2 separate regions of the Homo sapiens genome follow, and region 2 is linked to region 1. Evidence: read pairs that join two places in POLR2A ChIA-PET (ENCODE). Cell type or tissue: PC-9. All regions are shown on one strand. Links, peaks and the distances in the headings refer to the core of each region. The heading gives the core; the rest is flanking DNA. Region 1 has its middle 21 kb from the start of PPP2R5E. Region 2 overlaps PPP2R5E (protein phosphatase 2 regulatory subunit B'epsilon).

Region 1 (4,399 bases), core at 256-4,255:
TTCTATTGACTGTTTTCTCCCAGTGCCTGGGACACACTTTCTTGTTCTTTGCATGTTGTGTAATTTTTTGTTGGAAACTGGGGATTCAAAATAATATAACATGGCAATAATTGAAATTGGATTCCCTTCTTTCCCCAGGAGTTTTACTGCTGCTGTTTCTTTGTTTGTTTAGTGACTTCCTGAACCCATTTTGTAAAGTTTGTATTTTTTTTTTTTTTAAAGACAAGGTCTTTCTTGGTCTTCCAGGCTGAAGCACGGTGATGCAATCAATCCTAGCTCATTGCAGCCTTCAATTCCTGGGTTCAAACAATCCTCCTGCCTCAGCCTCCTGAGTGGTTAGGACTATAGGCATGCACCACCACATCCAGCTAGTTTTTTTCTTTTATTTTCTTCTTTAAATTATTATTTATTTTTATTTCTATAGGTTTTTGGGGAACAGATGGTGTTTGGTTATGAGAGAGGAGAAAGAAAAAAACCCAGTCAGGCAGGCAGTTAGGGTGGGTCCTCGGTTGAATCCTTTCAAACAAAAGAACAGCCTGCAGGCACAGGTAAGGGAACTTGCACAAGGGGGCTTGCCTAATACATGCCCACAGTCTCACAGATAAGAAAGGTTACCCAGGTGACTTGCCCAGACATACTCGCAATGGAAAATTCCATCCTCTGACACTTGCTTAGTAAGGGGAACAAAGCAATATGGAGTAACTCAAGCTAAGGGCTCACATGCGCACTAGGAGGATGGGGTAAGCTACCAGAAATTCACGCCTTATACAAATGAGATGCCCAGCCCTCACTGGTTTCTTATAAAAGCCTTTGCATTCAGCTGTAAAAAATGGCAACCCTCTTCAGGTCCCCTCTCCGCAGAAGACAGCTTTCTTCTTTCCCTTATTAAACTTTTGTTCTAACCTCATCCTTGGTGTCCGTGCTCCTTAACTTTCTTGGTTGTGAGACAAAGGACTCTGGGTACTACCTCAGGCAAGGAGAGACTGCTACATTGTGGTGCATTGGCAAGACTATAACATGGATAAGTTCTTTAGTGGTGATTTCTGAGATTTTGGTGGACTCATCGCCCGAGCAGTGTACACTATACCCAGTGTGCAGTCTTTTATCCCTCATTCCCCTCTCACCCTTACCCCTGAGTCCCCAAAGTCCATTATATCATTCTTATGCCTTTTTGTCTGTTTCCTTTTTTTTTTTTTTGGAGATGGAGTCTGGCTTCGTTGCTCAGGCTGGAGTACAATGGCGTGATCTTGGCAAACTGCAACCCTCCGCCTCCCAGGTTCAAGAGATTCTCCTGCTTCAGCCTCCCAAGTAGCTGGGATTACAGGCACCCGCCACCACGCCCAGCCAATTTTTGTGTTTTTAGTGGAGACAGGGTTTCACCGTGTTGGCCAGGCTGATCTCAAACTCCTGACCTAAGGTGATCCACCTGCCTCGGTCTCCCAAAGTGCTAGGATTACAGGCGTGAGCCACTGCTCCCAGCTGAGTCTCTTTCCTTTTTCTTTTTAAATTGTTGTAGAGATAGGTCCCACTGTGTTTTCCAGCCTGGTCTCAAATGCCTGGCCTCCCAAAGACCTGAGACTACAGGCATGAACCACTGCACCCAGCCAAGTCAGTATTCCTTTTCAAGGGTGTGGCACTGAAATCTGTTCAGTTAGCTTAGTAGTCAGCTGATTACTGGACACAGAGTTCCTCAAATTCCAGGAACCAATAAGTCTCGCAGCCTTTCCTGAGAGACTGTGTGGGGGGGCCTGCCTTCAATGCTCAGGCAGGATTTTCACAACTCTGCCTTAGCCTTTACTTTCTGCTTGTGAAGGGCCTCAGGGTCTGACAGAAATGAGAATATAGGGACTTTCAGGCATTTTCTGGGCAAGTGCACAACTTTGCACATGCTCAAGGACTTGTAGATTCCAAGGAATGTGTTAAAGAGTTTTCCAAAGCCCCCTGTGGATATCTTATACCTCAGCTTTTGGAGTCTCGCTCTTTTGCCCAGGCTGGAGTGCAGTGGTGCACTCTCGGCTCACTGCAACCTCCACCTCCTGGGTTCAAGTGATTCTCCTGCCTCAGCCTCCCGAGTAGCTGGGATTACAGGCATGTGCCACCATGCCTGGCTAATTTTTGTATTTTTAGTAGAGATGGAGTTTCACCATGTTGGCCAAGCTTGCTTTGAACTCCTGACCTCAGGTGATCCACCTGCCTCAGCCTCCCAAAGTGCTGAGATTACAGGCGTGAGCCACCGCACCCAGCCCCCAGATTCTCTTTTCGGGTTTTTTGTTCAGCTTCTGGTTTGCTCTAGTTGTTATCATTACCATAGCAACTGTAATGTTAAATAATTGTTACTGATTGTTTTTGACCAATGCCCTGAGGGAAAAGACTTTTTGCACTGAGTTCTGAGTCAGATCAGATAAAGACAAGTCCTGTGAGTGGAGGTTTCCAGGGAACTGCCAGACAGGTCAAATAATGAGAATTCTCTGTGAATGGTGCTTTGGGGAGCTCTAAACCCATTTGGTTTTCTACAGTGGCTACTAGGCTGTTCGTTCGCCATGATACAGAGTAGTTGGTTTTCAAGATTACTGTGGACCTAAAAAGATGGGGATGAGAATAGGACAAGATAAATTGTCACAAAGTTCACTGTTCTTACCAAGATTCAGCCATTTTTCTCGAATAAATGCTCCTGGACTTGCTGCAAAACGTTTGTTATTGTACAGTGTTCCAAAGAAATTGATTTTGACAATTTTTGTCAGTGTTTTCAGTGTTCTAATGAAAGAGTATATTTTCAAAAGTCTTCACTCTGTCATTCCCTCTGATGTCACTCCAGAACCTAAGGAAGATATACCTGGTGGTTTCTATATGCTTTGGATGGCTTTAGGCTCATGGCAGTTCTAGAGAATAACATGCAACCTGTTTCATCTTTCTAATATCACTAGTGTATTGTTACTCTTACTGTACATTGTGCACTGGAAAGCCCTGCATCTCAGGTTTACTATTTGACAAGCTTTTCAAGTTTTAGAATACATTCCATTTATTAATTGAAACCCAACATGCTGTCTAAATTTGCATCAGTAGGGAAATTGATCTGGTTGTGGGATAGTAAAAGAAAGGGGAGCGATTCTAGATTCACATCTAATTTCAACTCCTCTCGTATGTCTTAGAAAGTTAACTTTACCCTTCTAAATCTGAGTTTTTTCATTTGTAAATAATATTACACCTACTTCCTGGGGTTATTGGAAGAACTCAGTAAGAGCCTAGCATGACTGCACAGGATAGGTGCCTAGTTAATACTGACCTCTCATTCCCTTCCACCTCTGCTAAATAAAGGGCTCGATTTCTTTAAAATTAGTTATAGTAATTAATACAGAAAAATAAAAAAGAGAAACTGAAAAATGTGTCAGATGATTTTTGTTGTTCATTTGGCAAATTGTATGTAATCTTCTGCCACTGCAATCAGCAATGTCACATTGAATCAATTTACTATTCAATTACTGAACCACTGGTAAATCAATCTCTCTGATCCATAAACCAACTCTCAATCATCTAGCTTTGAGATGACTCATACATTATGTCTCCTGCGTATTGGTGCTGCCTGGGTTTTGTGCATTTCTCTGCCCATTCACTTCTTTATCATGTAAAGTGTCAGTATTAAAACCACACAACTTTGTGGTCAACAGATTAGGAAATATGTATTTTGAAATTTAAGATCAGGCTGGGTGTGGTGGCTCATGCCTGTAATCTCAGCACTTTGGGAGGCTGAGGTGGGCGGATCACCTGAGGTCAGGAGTTCGAGACCAGCCTGACCAACATGGAGAAATCCCGTCTCTACTAAAAATACAAAATTAGCCAGGTGTGGTGGTGGTGCATGCCTGTAATCCCAGCTACTTGGGAGGCTGAGGCAGGAGAATTGCTTGAACCCAGGAGGCGGAGGTTGTGGTGAGCTGAGATTATGTCATTGCACTCCAGCCTGGGTAACAAGAATGAAACTCTGTCTCAAAAAAAAAAAAAAAAAAAAAGAAAGAAAGAAATTTAAGATCAAACTAAGTTTTAGAGCATCTTGAATGATTAGGGATTGTATACGAGCTTGAACATATACTCATTGCTGACTGTACTTTTACTTGAAAGAATGAGGATTGATTAATTCAACTAAGCCTTCCTAGTAAAGGAATATGACTTATATTGTCTTACGTGCTCATTTTTCTCTGAAAGGCAAAACAATCTTAACAAATGAGTTGATATTTGTGCAGTGGCTTATGACTGTAATCCCAGCTACTTGGGAGGCTAAGGTGGGAAGATAACTTGAGCCCAGAAAGTCGAGGCTGCAGTGAGATAAGATCGTGCCCATCTCCAAAACACAAAAACCAAAACCAAAAAACAAGTAAGTTATGTTTTTGATACTGCATTATTAATA
Region 2 (4,399 bases), core at 89-4,088, 130 kb after region 1:
ATTAAATAATCTTTTAAAAGCATAATTCTGATGGTTCCTAACACTCCATTATGTGGATGTACCATTGTTTACTTAACTGATTTTCCAATTTGGGATATTTAAACAGTTTCCAAATTTCCACTATTAAAAGTAATACCATCATGAGCACCAAAGAGACATTTTGAAGTAATAAATAAAATGACTTGTTGACAAATTGTATATAGCAGATAAAGGAGAAGAGTTAACAAAAACTCCAAAGGGTTAAAAAAATAGTGAACTTCTTGAAAGAATGGGGAGGTGGGAGGAGAATTCTCTTTGAGAGATAAATGGAGTCCAATGAGAGTGAAATTGGTTTTGACCAGCCTGAATTTGAGATGATAGTGAGATGTCAAAACTGCTCTATATGTAACTGGAAGTAAAGAAATTAAGGATATCCATGTGCCCTGGACACAGAGGTCGTAGTGGAAAAGGTGATAGGGGACTGAGTATTGAGAGGAGAGCAGCATACTAAGGGCTGGGACTTGTTCTACCTCTAGTGCTGACCTTTATTTTTCTTTTTGGGGAGGTTGTGTACTTCTTCACTGGATGAAATCATGACTTGGAGGCGTTCATTTGAATTTTGCATTCAGTATTCCCAGATCCTGAACATGCTTTATTTTTCTATTTTATTTTATACTAAGACCCACTAATGTAGTTGGTGCTAATTCTGAGAAAGAAACTCTTGTGAAGATCTCTCAGTTTATTTTGGCTAAGATTAGAGTATCTGCCATTTTTTGTTTGTTTGTTTGTTTTTTTGCTGTTATACTGGACTCTTCCCCACTAAAAAGAGACTGATTTTTTTTGCATAAGCAAATTAAATTACTTGAATTAGCAGAAGTTACTGGAGAATGGAAGAAATAACTTAATAGGAAATAATCACTAACTTTTGAGTAAATAGGGTATATTGAACCCATGCATATGTTTACTTTTATTCCCTAAAATCTCCCCACAATTACTGAAATGAAAAAGTTATTACTGAAAGGAAATAAAACCCACAAGAACAAAGCAAAATAGAGAGATCTCAAAATTAACATTTTGGAAGCTAGAAAGCAAATGAACAGTGGTTACTACCTTGGTCCATCAGAGAAAGCTGAACCCAAAGCAGCAGCAAGGAAAGTCAAGACAGGGCAAGTCACATGCACAACTCCGAGGAACTTCAGAAAGATAACCTCTCAAAGGAAGGGTGCATGGGGGCGAAACAGGAGATTCGCTGGAAAGTCTGTATAAGAAGTAGCCAGAATTCCTTTTCTCCCATTCTCCCAAAACCAGGTAGCTATGTAACTGCTCTCTCAAATCCCAGCAGAACACTGAAGCTTTACTCTCTGGAGAGGCTAAACTAGAGGGAATCTGGACTTGGGGACATTACGCACAGCTGAGAGCAGCGCGCACCTTTCTGAAAGTAGGACACTATGTTGAATTGAGACTAAACCCACTCAGTTCCCAGATACCTTATGCACTCTAGCCAGGAGATTAGATGATTCTTCTCTGCAGAATCAGGCAAGCCCAAGAGAAAAGACCTAAAGACAAAACTTAAAAGGGAGTTCTGGAGGGAGGGGCATGAACAGGTGGTAAGGAATTAGCCCAGCCAGTCTCACTATAGGCAAGCCCACTAGTCAACTGGTGCCATGTTGTACCCACAGAGCCCCTATTTTAAATATGACTGTAGACAGTGGCTCACTCCTGTAGTCCCAATGCTATGGGAGGCCGAGGCAGGTGGATTGCCTGTGCTCAGGAGTTTGAGATCAGCCTGAGCAACATGGTGAAATCCCATCTCTACTAAAAATATAAAAATTAGCAGGGTGTGGTGGCACATGCCTGTAGTCCCAGCTACTTGCGGGGCTGAGGTGGGAGGATCACTTGTGTCCAGGAGGTTGAGGCTGTGGTGAGCTGTAATCGCACCACTGCACTCCAGCCTGGGTGACACAGTGAGACCCTGTCTCAAAAAAAAAAAAAAAAAAAAAAACAAAACAAAACAAAAAACAAAACTGTATGTGGCGCTGTGGTTAAGACTTTTTAGGTTTGAGTCCTCTCTCCTGACATTAATACTTAATGAAAACTTAGTTTGACTTAGTTTGGTCTAATTTAGAACTTTATATGAAAGGAATTAAACAGCTTATATATGTTTGGGGGGTTTGGTTATGACTGCTTATCCTTTTTACTGTTTGATGAACGTTTAGGTTGTTTCTAGTTTGCAGCTATTATAAATTCTGCTTCTATTAACTTGATTATACTAGTTTGGCATTAGTGATCACTGCATAGAGGGGGCCAGCTCAAATGTCTTTCTTTTTCCCTTGAATCTTTCTTTCTTTCTTCCCTCCCCTTCCCCCAGTCTCTTCTCTTTTCCTGTCTTTGTGGCACCTCTGTCTTCTGATGAACATGCCACAGGTCAAGGAGAGTGGAAACAAAAGACAAAATCCTTTCTTTCACTCAGTTTTTCCCTGTTGTCCCCTTCTAACGAAGTGTTGACATAGTCTTCCAAACCATGCCTATATTTACATTTGATCTGTATTCAAATTCTATTGTTTCTCTATTCTTGATATCTCATGGACAGATTCCTTTCTTTCATACAGTTGGCAGTGCTCCGATCTTCTAGAGACTCCGTGTCTAAGGGGACCAAATTATTTGTAGAAGCAATCACCGTATGTTAAATCTAGTTATACCAATTCATCATAACAATTATCAGCTAAATACTCCGACTGCTTCTAACAGCAGTAAGCAGCAATAACAATGAAAACAGTGTTTGTTTTTTGGTCTGTGTAAATCTGTAGTGTATACCCAGTAGAGTAAAAAATAAATACTTGATGCAGGAAATATAAATAAAAATGATGTCTTCCTTGTGTGTTATGAAAATAGTACATGGCCAAGACTTCTATTAATTTAATACTGCCTTTTGAATATTGGCTATATTTAAAAATTCTAATTGGGTATTATAAGTTTTAAGCTTTTTTTTTTTTTTGATATTCCCTTTCTTCAATTGCCTGTTAAACTTCTGATCATTTTAATATGTTCTTTCTGCCTCATTTCAGGAATCATATTTAATAGAATAGTTGTTATGTCCTAGAAAGCCCTGCTAATACAGATTTAAGTATGACATTAAATGTGTAACAATAATTACTAATTATTCCTAAAGTATATTTGAATAATTACTAATTATTTCTAAATGTGTAACAATAATTACTAATTATTTCTAAAGTAATTACTCGCTTTAGAAATCTCCTTTTAAATCCTCTTCCGGATTTCTAGATGTTGTAAAACAAACCTCACAACTGTCACAAGTGCATGTTTCTTAGTCACATGTAAACAATGCACCCTGTCATTGGTTCAGTGAATGTCTTCACAAAAGTATAGAGCTTTGTCCGCAAATGCAGTTTTATGATAAAGATATGGACAGGCTTGCTGGAGTGGCTTGATCATACCTACTTGTTACAGTATTTCAGATAGTTCTTATCATGCAACTGAGATCTACATTTGTGATAAACAAGGATATTGAGGAGATTGTTTTGACTCAAGGAATCATATGTAACTCAAATAAACATGTTTGGAATAATAATGTCTGAAAATTATAATTATTGATGACATTACATAGCAAATACAGTTAAATATTTAATGTGTTAGGCAATAAAGCTAGACCTGCAGTGGATGGCTTATTCTAGGAAATTGTCAAACTGACTTAAATTTAAATTTCTGATCCTTAGAATTAGGTGTTAAGGACATGCTTTTTTTTTTTTTTTGATAGAGTCTAGCTCTGTCGCCAGGCTGGAGTGCAGTGGCGTGATCTTGGCTCACTGCAACCGCTGCCTCCTGGGTTCAAGCAATTCTCCTGCCTCAGTCTCCCGAGTAGCTGGGACTACAGGCATGCGCCCCTATGCCCAGCTAATTTTTGTATTTTTAGTACAGATGGGGTTTCACCATGTTGGCCAGGATGGTCTCGATTTCTTGATCTTGTGATCTGCCTGCCTTGGCCTCCCAAAGTGCTGGGATTACAGGGGTGAGCCACCATGCCTGGCCAGGACATGCCTTTATACTATAATAACAGATTTGAATGGTTTCTTAAATTCAGATAACTTTTAAGTAGCTGTGTTAATTCATATAGATGACAAGGTTTAAAAAAAGACTTTATACCTAGTCTGAAGTGGAAACTACAGTAGATTTATTGTGGTAATTAAGATACATAGTTTGGCTTTAGAAACAAATTATTTGATTGAACAAATTACCAGTGAATTAAATTAAGCGGTAATTGAAAGCTTACAGATTTTGCCATTTGTTTCCTAATTAAAGTATCGGCTTAAAAGATATTTGTCTGCTCTGATTCTAAGTCCCTCAGGCATAATTACAAATGCTTTGAGATCTTTCTATGTTTATTTATCAATAATTATCTATA

What was found. ChIA-PET counts read pairs that join two places held together with the same protein. Peaks named below come from ENCODE experiments on the same cell type or tissue, not always from the same donor. Only the 100,000 strongest peaks of a DNase experiment are listed, where the experiment ranks them.
Region 2: POLR2A ChIA-PET joins it to region 1 with 9 read pairs; 2 of 35 experiments call an interaction of 5 or more read pairs at or near these places.

What each region holds. Positions count from the first base shown.
Region 1 is chr14:63,561,802-63,566,200 of GRCh38, reverse strand. No RefSeq gene overlaps it. Among named protein-coding and RNA genes, the nearest start is that of PPP2R5E, 21 kb to the right of the region's middle. RefSeq lists an enhancer at 1,627-2,449. In PC-9, for the core only: no CTCF peak of the experiment used is centred there; DNase peaks (open chromatin) are centred at 590, 1,680, 2,360 and 3,620; H3K27ac peaks cover 1,050 bases.
Region 2 is chr14:63,430,615-63,435,013 of GRCh38, reverse strand. The region is part of intron 3 of PPP2R5E (protein phosphatase 2 regulatory subunit B'epsilon); the gene reads left to right. Among named protein-coding and RNA genes, the nearest start is that of PPP2R5E, 110 kb to the left of the region's middle. In PC-9, for the core only: no CTCF peak of the experiment used is centred there; no DNase peak of the experiment used is centred there.